Linked DNA regions of Homo sapiens: region 2 is linked to region 1. A link is an interaction called in ENCODE POLR2A ChIA-PET data of the cell type or tissue named here. Cell type or tissue: PC-9. All regions are shown on one strand.

The links. Peaks named below come from ENCODE experiments on the same cell type or tissue, not always from the same donor. Only the 100,000 strongest peaks of a DNase experiment are listed, where the experiment ranks them.
Region 2: POLR2A ChIA-PET joins it to region 1 with 10 read pairs; 3 of 35 experiments call an interaction of 5 or more read pairs at or near these places.

What each region holds. Positions count from the first base shown.
Region 1 is chr22:41,666,019-41,668,518 of GRCh38, forward strand. No RefSeq gene overlaps it. Among named protein-coding and RNA genes, the nearest start is that of SNU13, 22 kb to the right of the region's middle. In PC-9, CTCF peaks have their summits at 808 and 1,009; DNase peaks (open chromatin) are centred at 813 and 1,543; H3K4me3 peaks cover 1,108 bases; H3K27ac peaks cover 2,500 bases.
Region 2 is chr22:41,304,709-41,307,208 of GRCh38, forward strand. The region is part of intron 1 of ZC3H7B (zinc finger CCCH-type containing 7B); the gene reads left to right. Among named protein-coding and RNA genes, the nearest start is that of ZC3H7B, 4.4 kb to the left of the region's middle. In PC-9, no CTCF peak of the experiment used is centred here; a DNase peak (open chromatin) is centred at 1,193.

The DNA of each region.
Region 1 (2,500 bases):
AGTGCAGTGGCGCGATCTTGGCTCCCTGCAACATCTGCCTCCTGGGTTCATGCGATTCTCCTGCCTCAGCCTCCCGAGTAGCTGGGATTACAGGCGCACAACACCGCACCTGGCTAATTTTTTACTTTTAGTAGAGACGAGGTTTCACCATGTTGGCCAGGCTGCTCTCAAACTCCTGACCTTAGGTGATCCACCCGGCCAGGCCTCCCACAATGCTGGGATTACAGGTGTGAGCCACCGCGCCGGGCCAGACTTTAAATTTTGTCATTAGCCCGCCGGGCGCGGTGGCTCACGCCTGTAATTCCAGCACTTTGGGAGGCCGAGGAGGGCGGATCACCTGAGGTCAGGAGTTCGAGAGCAGCCTGGCCAACGTGGTGAAACCCCATCTCTACTACTAAAAATAAAAAAATTAGCCGGGTGTGGTGGTGGGAACCTGTAATCCCAGCTACTCGAGAGGCTGAGGCAGGAGAATCACTTGAACCCGGAAGAAGGAGGTTGCAGTGAGCCGAGATCACGCCACTGCACTTCAGCCTGGGCGACAGAGCGAGACTCTGTCTCAACAACAACAAAATTGTCATTATTCCATAAATAATACAGTATGACAATTATTGACATAGCATTTACATTTTATTAGGTATCGTAAATTATCTAGAGTATAATTTAAAGTATCCGGGAGGCCGTGCGTAGTTCATATGCAAATACTGCGCCATGTTACATCAGGGACTTGGGCAACCTCAGATTTGGGTATCCGCATGGAGTGCCCTCTGGCGCTTGACTTCTACCGCGGCCATCGCGCTTCCATCCGCCAGGTGGCGACACAGCCGGCGCGGAGCGCCGATCTGGGCCTGCGCATGCGCGCCACGGACGAGGCAGGCCGGGTGCCTGGGCCTGGGAGCCATAAGCCGGAGAGTCTGGCGGGCTAAGCTCAGCGGCATCCGGGTTCCTTGTGGCCGCCGCAGCAGCTCGAGAACACGAATCCGTTTGGCCAAAACTGAAACAAACACACGGATGCACATATGTCTGTTTACTTCTAGGCCAGGTGCAGAGGGAACGTCTGGAATGACACTCAACGAAAACTGCGGTTACTTGGGAAGATGAGCCTTTTACCTCTCAGCCTTTCCCCTTCTGTAATGTCTTGTTTTAATGTCTTGTTGAAAACCAGAAGAGGCCGGGCGCGGTGGCTCACGCCTGTAATCTTAGCAGTTTGGGAAGCTGAGGTGGGGGTGATCACCTGAGGTCAGGAGTTCGAGACCATCCTGGCTAACACGGTGAAACCCCGTCTCTACCAAAAATACAAAAATTAGCCGGGCGTGGTGGCAGGCGCCTATCATACCAGCTACTCGGGAGGGTGAGGCAGGAAAATCGCTTGAACCCGGGCGGCGGAAGTTGCAGTGAGCAGAGATCGCGCCAATGCACTCCAACCTCAAAACAAAACAAAACAAAAAAGTAAACAAAAAAAACAGAAGAAAGGCAGGGCAGGACCACGAGCTCTGAGGGAGATTAGTCATCCACTTCCTCTCCCTGCCGACTATCCAGAAATTCCATCCTCATTAGCATCCGTATTAGGAGAGGAAACACACCCAGGTTTTACTGGAACGGGAGCTATGTATTCAGCCTTTCTTGTTTAAGCCACACTGCCCCTGACTGTAAGGACCCTGATGCAACCTTCTCTGCATCATGTATGGAAGCAAATCCTACGTGGACTTCTATCTTCTGAGGACTCAGGCGGCTCGTGGGCCATGCCAGCACTTCTAGTGTTCCTCGCTACCCTGCAATTTTAGCATGACCATTTATTTATTTATTTGTTTGTTTGTTTATTTATTTATTTATGACTACAAAGATCCAGAAGACAAACATGACCATTTCTTTCTTTTTTTTTTTTTTTCTGAGATGGAGTCTTGCTCTGTCGCCCAGGCTGGAGTGCAGTGGCACCATCTCAGCTCACTGCAACCTCCACCTCCCGGGTTCAAGTGATTCTCCTGCCTCAGTCTCCTACGTAGCTGGGATTACAGGCATGTGCCACCATGCCCAGCCAATTTTTGTATTCCTAGTAGAGAAGGGGTTTCACCATGTTGGCCAGGCTGATCTCCAACTCTGGACCTCATGATCTGCCTGCCTTGGCCTCCCAAAGTGCTGGGATCAAAGGCGTGAGCCACCGCACCTGGTCCTTTTATTTTTATTTATTTTTATTTTTTTTGAGACTCAGTCTCGCTCTGTCGCCCAGGCTGGAGTGCAGTGGCACAATCTTGGCTCACTGCAAACTCTGTCTCCCGGGTTCAAGCAATTCTCCTGCCTCAGCCTCCCGAGTAGCTGGGTTACAGGCATCACCACGCCCAGCTAATTTTTGTTTTTGTTTTTTGAGACTGAGTCTTGCTCTCTTGCCCAGGCTGGAGTGCAGTGGCATGATCTCGACTCACTGCAACCTCTGCCTCCTGGGTTCAAGTGATTCTCCCGCCTCAGCCTCCCAAGTAGCTGGGATTACAGGTGCCCCCCACCATGC
Region 2 (2,500 bases), 360 kb before region 1:
AGCCACAATTGCTTCTGTGCTGGGAAGTTGACTTACATTCTCTCGAATTGTTATAGTAGCTCCGTGAGGGGTGGGCATTATAATCTCCATTTCACAGATGAAGAAATTGAGGAACACGGGATTTGTGTGCCCAGCCCAAGGTCAATCTGCAGGATTTGAATCCAGGCCTTCTTGACTCTTGAGTGTGCTCCTGCCCTCTGCACCACCTTCCTCTCAGATACGTAAGCAAGAACAGGGACTGTCCTATAATCCCAGCACTTTGGGAAGCCAAGGCGAGCTGATCACTTGAGGTCACGAGTTCGAGACCAGACCTGGCAACATGGTGAAACCCAGTCTCCACTAAAAACACAAAAATTGGCCGGCTGCGGTGGCTCACGCCTGTAATCCCAGCACTTTGGGACGCCGGGGCGGGTGGATCACGAGGTCAAGAGATTGAGACCATCCTGGCCAACATGGTGAAACCCCACCTCTACTAAAAGTACAAAACTTAGCTGGATGTGGCGGTGCATACCTGTAATCGCAGCTACTTGGGAGGCTGAGGCAGGAGAATTGCTTGAACCCAGGAGGCGGAGCTTGCAGTGAGCCGAGCGCTCCACTGCACTCCAGCCTGGGCGACAGAGCAAGACTCTGTCTCAAAAAAAAAAAAAAAAAATTAGCTGGGCATGCTGGTGGGTGCCTGTAATCCTAGCTACTCAGGAGGCTGAGGCAGGAGAATCTCTTGAACCTGGGGGGTGGAGGTTGCAATGAGCCAAGATCACGCCACTGCACTCCAGCCTGGGCAACAGAGTGAAACTCTGTCTCAAAAAAACAAAAATGGAGACTGGATGGTCTGAATTAGCAAATGAAACTGGGGTAGCATTGTCAACAGGCTCCCCAAGACCAAGGAGTTCTCCTAAACTGGCTCTGTATCCCAGGGCCCCGAGGGGCTGGACCAGTGAAAGCACTCTCAGTAGGTTTCTAACTGCAGAAAGCAGAATGGCAGTAGAAGGAGGACCGGTCCCTGAGCGTGGGGATCTGAGCAAGTTTGGTTCCTTAGTGCCTGCTGGGTGCCGGCCCAGCACCCTGGAGGAGCTTAGAGCTTGGGATGAGATAGATATGGACCATTAATCTGAGCTTCCCAAGGACAGGAACTGGGTCTGATTCACCCTCTGTGCCTCCAGCCCCAGAGGCGGTGCCAGGATGACACACTCAGCCATTGTGTTGTCAAATTGAATTATGCCCCAATGTAGAGGAGGAAGGTTTATTTTGCCCAAGAGTAGAAGATCTTCCTAGAAGTGCCATTTGAACATCTGAAAGATAGGTTGAAAAGCCAGAGAAAGGGTGTTCTAAGCAGAGGCATTGAGATGGACAAAGGCAGGGATGTATAAAGAAGAACAGGTCACCTGGTACAGCCACAGTCTAGTGGGCAGATACATGACATTGGGTTCAAGTCAGGCTCTGCCGTCATGATCCTTTCGATTCTCTGGGCCTCAGTTTCCCCTTCTGAAAAGGAGCCCTGAGATTTGATGATATTTAATGATAACCCATGCTTGGGGATCAGGATAAGAAACTCAGATGAAAGGAGCTAGAAGTGTTTAAAAATTTTTATTAATTTAGTAATCACTGAACCAGCAATTCTCTAGGCCCTGTTGCAAGTGCTTTTTCCTAAATTAGCTTATTTAATTCTTTTTTTTTTTTTTTTTGAGACGGAGTTCCACTCTTGTCGCCCAGGCTGGAGTGGGATGGCACGATCTTGGCTCACTGCAACCTCCGCCTCCCGGGTTCAAGTGATCCTCCTGCCTCAGCCTCTCAAGTAGCTGGGATTACAGGTGTCCGCCACCACACCTAATTTTTGTATTTTTAGTAGAGACGGGGTTTTGCCATGTTGGCCAGGCTGGTCTTGAACTCCTGATCTCAAGTGGTCCACCCGCCTGGGCCTCTCAAAGTGCTGGGATTACAGGCGTGAGCCACTGCACCCAGCCTTTATTTAATTCTTTCAACAGCCCTAGAGGGAGGCACTGTAATTATCCCCATTTTACAGGTGAAGAAACTGTGGCATAGAGAGGTTCAGTGAAGTGCAGAAGGGGCAGAGCTGCAGAGCCAACCCAGGATGTCTGGCTCTGGAGCTGGCCTGGTGTGGGCCTGGGAAGGAGCCTCAGGGGAGACCTGAGGTTATTCAGACAGCAGCGGGTGGAGGTGCTGTAGCCCCAGGCTGGAGGCTCAGCCTGGGCTGATGATGGGCTGTGCGTCAGCCCCCAGGAGCCTCCACAGAGGTCAGCTCCTTTCTTTTTTTTTTTTTTTTTTGAGACAGAGTCTCATTCTGTCACCCAGGCTGGAGTGCAGTGGTGCGATCTTGGCTCACTGCAACCTCTGCCTCCCGGGTTCAAGCAATTCTCCTGCCTCAGCCTCCTGAGTAGCTGGGATTACAGGCACGCACCACCACACCTGGCTAATTTTTTTTTGTATTTTTAGTAGAGATGGTGTTTCACCATGTTGGTCAGACTGGTCTTGAACTCCTGAC